Regions from separate parts of the Homo sapiens genome. Here region 1 is linked to region 2. A link is an interaction called in ENCODE POLR2A ChIA-PET data of the cell type or tissue named here. Cell type or tissue: B cell. All regions are shown on one strand. Each heading gives the region's core, and the rest is flanking DNA. Links, peaks and the distances in the headings are about the cores only.

Evidence for each region. Peaks named below come from ENCODE experiments on the same cell type or tissue, not always from the same donor. Only the 100,000 strongest peaks of a DNase experiment are listed, where the experiment ranks them.
Region 1: POLR2A ChIA-PET joins it to region 2 with 5 read pairs; 4 of 35 experiments call an interaction of 5 or more read pairs at or near these places.

The regions. Positions count from the first base shown.
Region 1 is chr19:18,655,030-18,660,384 of GRCh38, forward strand. The region is part of intron 1 of KLHL26 (kelch like family member 26); the gene reads left to right. Among named protein-coding and RNA genes, the nearest start is that of KLHL26, 21 kb to the left of the region's middle. RefSeq lists enhancers at 2,271-2,802, 2,803-3,333. In B cell, for the core only: no CTCF peak of the experiment used is centred there; DNase peaks (open chromatin) are centred at 2,872 and 4,452; H3K4me3 peaks cover 772 bases.
Region 2 is chr19:18,708,965-18,714,319 of GRCh38, forward strand. The region is part of intron 1 of CRTC1 (CREB regulated transcription coactivator 1); the gene reads left to right. Among named protein-coding and RNA genes, the nearest start is that of CRTC1, 28 kb to the left of the region's middle. RefSeq lists an enhancer at 846-1,840. In B cell, for the core only: no CTCF peak of the experiment used is centred there; no DNase peak of the experiment used is centred there.

The DNA.
Region 1 (5,355 bases), core at 275-5,274, 54 kb before region 2:
GATGATGTGGCAGATGGAGTGAGGAGCAGGGAAGACAAAAATGGCCCAGGTGGGGATCAGGGAGGTGGGGTGGCTGATGAGCCGTAGACCGAGGCTCTCCCAGCGGGACCTGGCAGGCACCGCCCCTTCATCTGTAGAGTGGGGTTCCCTCTCTTGCAGGGCGGCTGGAGGACTAGTGGGGTAAATCCACATTCTTGCCTGGGGCCGGCCTTGAAAAGCCCCTGTCTTGCTCTTCCTGCTGTTCAGCTCCATGTCCATCCTCCCAGCTCAGGCAGAGCCTTGGCGAGCTGTCTCAGCCCTCTGAGCCTCAGTCTCCCCATCTGTGTGATGGTCACGATCAGAGGCCCACCCACCTGGGACCGGGGAGAGGTCGACCAGCACCCGTGTGTTGGCTGAGGAAGGCCTCCTTTGGCCAAGCCTGGTGTCCCCCTGCCTCTGTTTACTGTATAACTTTGGGCCAGTGGCCGAACTTCTCTGTGCCTTCATTTCCCCATCTGTAAGATGGGATGGTAGCAGTGCCCCATCAGAGACTGCCTGCCACAAGGTGGGCCAGGAGCCAAGACTGCACAGACTGGGTGCTCCCTCGGTCCGTGAAGACTGTTCTGATGGAGACGCCCCAGCATTGTCATCTGGACATGGAGAGCCAGGATGGGAGGGGTGCTGTGGAGGCAGAGAGCTTGCTGCTGGTCAGGGAGGTGGGGTCTGAACACCCCCTTGTCTTCTGGGCCTTTGTTTGGATGGTGGGGCTTCCTCTTGTTGGCCTTGAGAAGTGGCTGGAGTTTGGCAAGTCCGGGATGGGGGCGCTGTGCATAATGTCTTCCTGTCCATTGGCCGCAGTCAGAGCCCCACACATCCTGGACTCCTGGTGGCATTGGTCAGAGGCTGGGATTAGGGCAGGACATCACAGCCCGGCCTTGAGGGCACTGGGCTTATGGTGACCCCTGAGGAGCAGGTGAGGGGTGGCCACACGTATCCATCATCCACCCACCCATGCCTCCAGCCTCCTTCCTCATCTAGAACACCCCCATGCTCCTGAGATGACAGCTTGCAAACCACTGCACCTCTAACCCCCTGTTTTCTGGAAGGTTTGAGCAAGGCTCAGGAAAGGGGAGGCCACGCAGCTTGCCCTGGCTTCATGGTGGGGTTGGTGGGGGACCTGCAGGATGGGGGTGGACGGGCCTCAGCTTTCTGCTCCCAGCTCTGTGGGCTTCACCTCTCAACCTGCTGAGCCTGAGAGCAGGGAGTGTCTCCTGCCACCTCACTGGGTCCTTGGGGTCATTGGTCGTGGTCCTTTCCAATTGATCCTCGATTCCGAAACCTGCCTGCCTGCCCTCCCTGAACTCCCGGTGTGACTTGGGCAGCCCGCCACCCTCTCTGAGCCTTGGCGTCCCTGGCCGTCACTTGGCTGTCTGGGGGTGCCAGCCCTGGGTACAGTGGCCTCCTGCTAGGCACTCCCAGATGCTCTGTCTCCTGTCATTCTGTCCCCACCCAGCAGGCACAGACAGGCTGAAGCCAAGGACAGACAGGCAGGGAATGGCTCCAGATCAGGAGGCTGGGAGGAAGGGGAAGGCCAGGGCCTCCTTCGCAGGGGTCAGAGGGCATCCATGCAGGACGCTGTGTGAGTTGGGCCAACAGGCGCAACTCACGGCGAGCCCTGTCTGCCTCAGTAGCGCGGGGCTCTTGGAGGAGGCTTGAGGGTGGGTGGGTGGGGAGGCCGCGAGGTTAGGGTGGCTCTGACCCTGCCTGGCCTGCCCAGCACGCCTGCCCTCCCAGCACAGGGCGGGAGTGGCGGGTTCCTGTTTGAAATGATTCGTGAAGATGTTGGAGAAAATCAGCATGTCAAGCAGGAGGGAGACACAGACAGCTGCACCCTGGCGGCCCCTGAGCTGCAGTCTCTGTCTCCCTGTCTCTGAGTCTCTGTCCCTCTCTCCCTGGGTCTCTGTCTCCCTGTCTCTGGGTCTCTGTCCTTCTGTCTTTGCATCTCTGTCTCTGAGTCTCTGTCCCTCTGTTTCTGCATCTCTGTCCCTCTGTCTCTGGGTCTCTGTCCCTCTGTCTCTGGATCTCTGTCTCCCTATCTCTGAGTCTCTGTCCCTTTGTCTCTGGGTCTCTGTCTCCTTGTCTCTGGGTCTCTGTCCCTCTGTCTCTGGATCTCTGTCTCCCTGTCCCTGGATCTCTGTCTCCCTGTCCCTGGGTCTCTGTCTCCCTGTCTCTGGGTCTGTGTCTCCCTGTCTCTGTCATGAGACAGGGTCATGAGAGAAGGTATCAGTGTGGTTGGAGTCTCTGTCTCCCTGTCTCTGGGTCTGTGTCTCCCTATCTCTGAGTCTCTGTGTCTTCATCTCTGGGTCTCTGTCTCCGTCTCTGGGTCTCTGTCTCCCTCTCCCTGGGTCTGTGTCTCCCTGTCTCTGAGTCTCTGGGTCTCTGAGTCTCTGTGCCTCCATATCTGGGTCTCTGTCTCCCTGTCTCTGTGTCTCTGTCTCTGGGTCTCTGTCTCTTTGTCTCTGTTGCCATCTCTGTGTCTCTGTCCCTCTGTTTCTGGGTCTCTGTCTCCCCATCTCTGTCCCTCTGTCCCAGTCTCTGGGTCTGTCAGTGGCTGAGTGTCCTGGCCTGCTGGGACACTGCGGTGGGGCCCTGCACCCGCTCCTGGCTCTCCCACTTGTCCATCCAGAAGCCATTATCTTTCCTCCACTCCCACGGGAGCCAAGGGAGGCAGAGAACAGCAGGTGCCTTGGAAGGGGCGGCCCCTTATCAGGAGGGATAACCCCAGGAAGTAGCCTTGGGCAGTCTGGGGGAGAAGCAGGGCGGCCGGGCCTCAGGGGCCTCTGAGCTGTCCCACGGGAAAGCTTGCTGACGTGAGCGTGGGGGCCGGAGCGTTTGAGGGCCAGCATGAGGTGCCGGAACCCAGCAACTCCATCCTGTGGGCTGGGAGCAGTTCCCAGTGCTGTGAAACATTGTGGTCACCATGGCAACAGTACTGGGGGAGCTGCCTTTGTGGAATGGGTGGGACCCTGCCTCTTTGCACCTTTTACCCTCGAGGCACGTGCCCAAGAGCCAGTGAGGACTGCAGCTGCTGGTGGCCAGGGGTGGGGGTGGCGGGGGAGCAGGGGCACGCTGGGCCGCGGTGTTCCCATCTTGGAGAGGGATACTGAGCCTGTGATCTCCCCGGCTGCTGGGGATTTGTGAGGCTGCATGTGAAGACCTGTGCCTGCTTGGCAAGGTCAGAGTGGGTGGGAAGGGTCATGAGAGAAGGTGTCAGTGTGGTTGGAGAGTAGGGTGGTGGCTGTGAGGCTGAGAGGTTGGTGGTGGGATTCCAGGCCCCCCACAGCTCTGGCACTCGAGCCCCACACCACCTCCCACACTGCCTGGTCGCTGTCACCCCCACCCCTGCCACCATTTCTGCTTCCCTTCCTTTCACTGGCTCTCTGTTCCTCTCTCCCTGTATTTCTCTCCTTGTCTCTCTGGGTCTCTGTCTCCCTGTCTCTGGGTCTCTGTCTCTCCCTCTCCCTCTCTCCCTGGGTCTCTGTCTCCCTCTCTCCCTGGGTCTCTGTCTCCCTCTCCGTCTCTCTAGGTCTCTGTCTCCCTCTCTCCCTGGGTCTCCGTCTCCCTGTCTCTAGGTCTCTGTCTTCCTCTCTCCCTGGGTGTCTCTTTCTCTCCCTCTTGCTGGGTCTCTCTTTCCCTCTCCCTCTGGATCTTTCTCTCCATCTCCCTCTCTCTGGGTCTCTGTCTCCCTGTCTCCCTGTCTCTAGGTATCTGTCTTCCTCTCTCTCTGGGTTTTTTTCTCCTCTTGCTGGGCCTCCGTCTCTCCCTCTCCCTTTCTCTGGGTCTCTGTCTCCCTCTCTCCCTGGGTCTCTGTCTCCCTCTCTCTGGGTCTCTGTCCCCTCTCTCTGGGTCTCTGTCTGTCCCCCTGTCCCCCTCTCTCTGGGTGCCTGTCTCCTTCTCTCTGGGTCTCTGTCTCCTTCTCTCTGGGTCTCTGTCTACCTTTCTCTGCGTCCCTGTTCCCCTCTGGGTCTCTGTACCCTCTAAGTCTCTGTCCCTTTATCTCTGAATCTGTTTTTCTCTCTCTGGGTATCTGTCCACTTCTCTCTGGGTCCTGTTTTTCTTTCTGTGGGTCCCGGTTCTTCTCTGGGTCTCTGTCCCCTCCAAGTCTCTGTCACTCCCTCTCCGAGTCTCTGTTTCCCTCTCTTGCTGGATCTCAGACAAGGCTCTCAGGATGGTCTTGGTCCAGTTGCCAGCCTGGGACTGGCTGGGAGAGAGGCTAGGGATTGGGCAGTGGCTTCTCAGCCGGCCCTGACATCCCCTGCTGTCCCCTGAAGTACAGCCTCTTCCCCACCCATGCACTGAGACCCTGGGGCGGCATCGCATCAGCCGGGGTGGGAGCCAACCAGCTGTGCTGTGCTGCTGTGCTCCTTCGAGCCACATGGACAATAAAACCAAAATTGGCTTTGAAAGTGGAAGTGCTCTCCTCTTTGAGGGGAAGTGAGGGACTGCGCGCGTCAGAACCGCCTATGAGGGGCAATGCCGGCAGGCTCCGTTCTGGCCCGAGCGCTGGGCTCCGCGTGGGGGTGGGAAAGGATTTTACAAAACCCCAAAGAAATGTTTCCATGAAATTCTTTCTTGTTCTTGCCTTTTTTTTTTCTTTTTTGGACATTCCAATGAAAAGAACCGTTCTGGGGCTTTGGATCGCTTCTCATGGGTTGGGAAGCCGACCATGGAGATGAGGCCAGCCCGGGGCCGGAGGAGGGGCGCCTGCCCTGACAGGTGCGTGCCCCTCACTCTTGTCCCCCTAGGCAGCCCCCACCTCCCTCTGCTCCTGATCCTCCCACGAGGCTTCATCCCTAGGGTGCCTGGCCGCAACCTCTGCAACTCTGAGCTTCTTGTGACCTCCCCCACGAGGCCATCGTGCCTTGGGCTGGGTTCCCCCAGAGCAGACTCTCAGGCGGGGGTTCGAGGGCCCCACGAAAGAACAGCGTGGGGAGGGAAGGAGCCTCCACAGGGTGTGTCAGTAGTGAGCAGGTGGTCCCAGGGCAACCCTTGGAGATCTCGGGAATCCCATAACAGGTGGTCCACCTGGGGGAGTTTACCCCACCCAGGCTCCCTGGATGTTAGCCCTAGCACATCCCTGCACTGGGACATCTGAGAGGAGCAGGGGTGGTGTTGCCAGGGCAGACCTGGGCGTGTCCTTGGGTCCAGCACAGGCCTGGGCCTGGCTAGGGTGCCCGATGACATTGCTGGGGGGATACAGCGGCAAGCGGGTGTCAGAATGGCCCCTAGCCCGGGCCAGGCCTGTAGCGGGGGCGTGTGGCCACTCAGAGGCCAGATTCGGGCAGAGGGTGCAGCCAGGGCGGGCAGCAATGGCCT
Region 2 (5,355 bases), core at 86-5,085:
GTGCTGTCTCTAGGCCCGGGAGGAAGGCTGAGGGGAAGGCCTCATGGGTGCAGTGGGTAAATGTCCACCCGGTACCTCCTCTGAGCCCGCATGGTGCTCGGAGGTGCAGGGTCCCAGGGCTGTTTCTGGAGCAGCAGGTGCCAGGCATGGCATGGGAGGGGCCTTGTGGAGCCCAGAGTCGCAGGTGCACCTGGCAGTGGGCAGAGCAGCTGCAGAGGCTTGGTGTTGGCAGGGTGCACATGAGGAGGTGGTAGCCAAGGGGACAGGGCCTCCCAGCCTGGTGCCCGCAGCCTCCCTCACACAGGGACCACCTTTCCCCTCACCTGGCCCCTCATCCTCTGTCCTGATGTCCCCTCATGGTGCCTTTTTATGCCCACCTTGCCCCCACACGTAACCCTCAGGCAGTGGGAGAAGGGCTGCAGCAGGGGGGTGTGGCTCCTGGTGCAGGGGACAGGCCAGGTGGCAGGAGCCAGGACAGCTTCAGAGGGAGAAGCCTCCAGGCCCAAAATGGGGCCTAGACAGGAAGGAGGGAGCGGGCAGGTTAAGAAGGGCAGTATCTGCATGGGGCTGAGAGGGAGCAGAGAGGGCATCTGAGGGTGGCTGGGGGCTGTGTCTGAGCAAGGCCATGGATGGGAGTTGGGATGAGCCTCTGTACCTGCGGACACCCCTGCTGAGGTCCTCTGGGAAGCCGGCAGTGCACCTAGGACTCCACCTGGGGGAGATGGGTCCCGTCTGCCCTGGGCGGGCTTCCTCATGCTGGGACCCCAGCCTGGAACGCAGCCAGGATCAGGAGCCCTAAAGTTAGGACCTGAGGGCTCCGAGGGCTGAGGCCGGGGACAGCTGCCTGGCGTTCCCTGCCGTGGATGGGCTGCTGCTCCCATGTTGCCTGCCCTGCCCTGGCCCATCAGTCCTGCCTCCTCCAGCAGCGGTGACTTTGCCACAGGGAGGACAGCTCAGGTCACTCCTGGTTAAATCCTTCCAGCGGCTTCTCGTCCCACCCAGGATGGGGTCCCACAAAGCTCAGCTCTCTTGAGGCTCTGAGCCCAGCACCCGCCCCCCCACACTTCTTTGCCCACCCTGGCTTCCTTGGCGAGCCACTGTCATGGTCACTCTGTGACCCCAGGGCCTTTGTGCTCACGGGGCCTCCTGCCTGGAGTGCTCTTCCCAGCTCCAGCGTCACCTCCTTGGCCACCTTCCCCCCACCCCATTTCCAGCTTGTTTTCTGCACAGCCCCACTCACTCGGAAGTCTCCCACTTCCTTCCTCCATCTACCCACCCAGCTGCCCGGCCCATGCCCATCTGAGCCAGCACAGCTTGTCCTGGGCCAGCAAGGACTTGTGGCTTCCCCTGCTGTGGACTCCCCGTTCCTCGACGTCCCTCCCTGGCCTCCCGTCCTACTGCCTGGGGGCAGTGTCTGGCCAGCAGATCCTTCTTGAAAGGGACCATCCCTCTGGGTGAGCTGGACATGCAGGGTTTTCTGGGGCTGCTGGAGGGGGTGGGAGCCAGGAGCCAGTGTGAGTCGGCGGCCGGCCGGGCTCCTGGCTGTGTTGAGCTGTTCCCTCCCATGGGGGCTTTGGGTCAGAGGGTAGCGAGGGTCACACTCTCAGGCACCCTTGACTGTTTATTTTTTACATTTATTTTTTATTTATTATTTATTTATTTTTTGAGACAGAGTCTCACTCTTTCACCCAAGCTGGAGTGCAATGGCTTGATCTCGGCTCACTGCAACCTCCGCCTCCTGGGTTCAAGTGATTCTCCTGCCTCAGCCTCCCCAGTAGCTGGGATTACAGGCACCCGCCACTGTGCCCGGCTAATTTTTGTATTTTAGTAGAGATGGGGTTTGGGTTTTGCCATGTTGCCCAGGCTGGTCTCGAACTCCTGACCTCAAGCGATCCACAGCCTTGGCCTCCCAAAGTGCTGGGATTACAGGTGTGAACCACCGCGCCCGGCCTCACCCTTGACTGTTTAGGAAGCCCATGCCCAGGCTTGGCCAGTCACCCCTCTTTCTTCACCCTGTCCCACCCCACAGTGCCCCCTCCCCAGGGCTTTGTAGGCCTCCAGCTGATGGGGAGTCTGCTGTGGCCAGGGCTGCTAACAGTTAACTGCTGGATGAGCTGCAGTAAATTTCCTTGGGGTTTTGGCTCAGGGTGAGACCCGCATTCCCAGCTTTGCTTGGCCACATGCGGCATCCTAGCACTGAACCTTCCCGTCCCAGGTGGCCTGCTTCTCGGGGAGGGGCCTGGGAGGACTTCTTGTTTGGGAGTCGGGGAGCCATCCTTCCCTCCAGGCCTTGGGTCAGCTCAGCCCACACAGCTGCTGACCCAGAGTGAGGGGCAGTGGGACGCGTTGGCCTTGGCGGCCCCGGGGCCGCTTTGAAGGGGAGCATGAGGGCACCGATCCTGCGCCTCTGTGCCTGGGCCGGGCGGGAGCTGGGGATGCATCCATCGCCTGCCAGGAATCCGGGCCCTGAGTTGTCGGCACTTCCAGCGTTTCAGGAGAAGCCAAGCAATTCTGATGTTTAAGTTAACTTAAAAGAAAAAAAAAGTAAAAGTTGGCCACCAGTTTGCATTTTTAAAAAAATGCTTCTCAGACCTCAGGAAGGCCACAGCTGCGGCCGGCCACGCTCCTGCTCCTGCCTGCCAGGTTACAGGCTCTGACGTGGGCCTGAGGGCCTCTGGGCTGTAGTGGGTGGGGCGGCCGTGCTGGTCCTGGGGTGGGTGCCGGGCAGTTCCGCCCATTCCCGGCTGCGTTGGGAGGGGGTGTGTGATAGCCAAGAAGCTTGATGCCAAGGGTCTTGGATCAGCAGCTGACGTCCTCTTCCTTATACACATGTGGGACCGTGGTGGCTTCCTGGTTAGATGGCACTAGGGTGGTCTACTTTGGGCCCCTCCACCCACCCCCACACTGCCAGAACCTTGGGTATACTTTTTATTTCTCCTTTATACTTTTTTCACTGAGATAAAACACATATAACATAAAAATTAGCCTTTATTTAATTTTTTGAGACAGGGTCTTGCTCTGTTGCCCAGGCTGGAGTGCAGTAGTTCTATCCCAGCAGCCTCAACATCCAGGCTCAAGTGATCCTATCACCTCAGCCTCCCAAGTAGCTGGGATTACAGGCGTGTGCCACCATGGCCAGCTAATTTTTAAAATTTTTTTGTGGAGATGGGTCTCACTATATTGCCCAGGCTGGTCTGAAACTCCTTCCTGGGCTCAAGCCGTCCTCCTGCCTCAGCCTCCCAAAGTGCTGGAATTAGAAGCATGAGCCACTGTGCCTGGCCCAGTTAGACGTTTGTTTGTTTGTTTGTTTTTGAGACAGGAGCTCACTCCGTTGCCCAGGCTGGAGTTCAGTGGCATGATGTTGGTTCACTGTAGCCTCCACCTCCCGGGTTTAAGTGATTCTCCCACCTCAGCCTTCCTGGTAGTGAGATTACAGGCGCCCACCACCACACCCAGCTAATTTTTTTGTATTTTTAGTAGAGATAGGGTTTCACCATGTTGGCCAGGCTGGTCTAGAACTCCTGACCTCAGGTAATCCGCCTGCCGTGGCCTCCCAAAGTGCTGGGATTATAGGCATGAGCCACCATACCCAGCCCTAATTAGCCATGTTAAAGTGTGCAATTTAGTGGCATTTAGTACCTTCTCAATATTGTACAGTGAACACCTCTGCCTGGCTCCAGAACATTTCATCCTCCCAAAAAGAGAATCCCCTTAGCCGGGTGCAGTTGCCCATTCCTATAATCCCAACGCTTTGGGAGGCCAAGGCGGGCAGATCGCTCGAGGTCAGGAGTTTGAGACCAGCCTGGCCAACATGGCAAAACTCTGTCTCTACTAAAAATACAAAAATTAGCTGGGCATGGTGGCATACGGCTGTAATCCCAGCTACCTGGGAGGCTGAGGCAGGAGAATGGCTTGAACCCGGGAGGTAGAGGCTACAGTGAGCCGAGATCGTGCCACTGCACTCCAGGCTGGGTGACGGAGCAAGACTGTCTCAAAAAAAAAAAAAAAGACCCCACCCCCTATCCCCATCAGCAGTTACTCCCCGTTCCCCTCCCCAGCCCCTGGCAGCCAGCAGTCTGCTTCCTGTCTCTATGGATTTGCCTGTTCTGGACATTTCAGATCAATGGAATCTCACACTATGTGGCGTTTTGTGTCTGGCCTCTCTCACTCAGCATCGTGTCTTCAGGCTTCTTCCACGTCGTAGCATGGATGAGTGCCTCATTCCTTTCCATGGCTGAATAGCATTCTGCTGTATGGATGGAGCACATCTGGCTGAAGCACATTCTGCTGTATGGATGGAGCACATTCTGTTCAGCCACTTGTCTGTTGATGGGCATTTGGCCTGTTTCCACCTTTTGGCTGTTATGAACAGAGCTGCATGGACATGTGTGTTGCAGGGTTTGTGTGGACACTGTCTTCAGTTCTCTTGGATCTATACTGAGGACTGGAATTGCGGGATCCTGCAGTGACTCTGGGTTTAACTGTTTGAGTAGTGGCCGGGCTGTCTTCCCGGAGTAGACCAGTTTTCTAAGCTCCTTTTCCTTGTTCTCTGCTGTGCCCCTTCTGTGGGAGCTGAGGCCCTGCACCCTTAGGCGTCCTCCTCGTGCCCCTCCTCCCTCCAATGTTACTGGGCCTGTTGTTGGGGTCTGTAGTGTTTCTGTATGGCTCTGCAGAGGCCAGGCTCACCGCCGGTTGGCCTTAGCTCAAGGTCCAGGTTCGTGTTGGCTGGGATTCCTGCCCAGGTCCATTTGGAATATTCCACTTGCGCGTGAAGCAAAGGCCCAAGTATATGAAGTGGCGTGCCCAGGCACAGAGCCCCTTTCTGTACACCCAGCTGCACGCGCGGGGAGGAGCTGACATCCCAAAAGGCCACGCAGAGGTGGGAGCTGGAGGACACAGCCCTGCAGTATCTGCTGGGGTGAGCCCTGCACCACTGGCAGCCCGCTCCCCAGCCTGGTGGGTAGGGCTGTTTTGGGAGGGCCTGCAAGTGTGGAAACCTACACTAAAAATAGCAGCCACATGCCTCCTGTGGGCGGCCCACGCTCACCTCTCCTGGCACCCTAGCGTGCCCGGAAGCAGCAGGGTGGGAGGGCACACCAGGCCCCACACAAGCCCATACTGTCCTTACACGTATGCATGAGGCTGGGTGAGCCATGCACACCCAAGGCCACCCTCCACAGCCCTGTATCCCATGCTAGGGTTTGGGGTGCCCCAGAAATCAGGAATCAGAATAGCTCCATTTGCAGGAAGACATCACAGCACACATGCAGCCATGATGCAGCTTCCCCAGTGGGTCCAGGCGGGCGCACTCCATCCACCTGCTATTCGGTTTGCAACAAAACTAACACTCTTTTT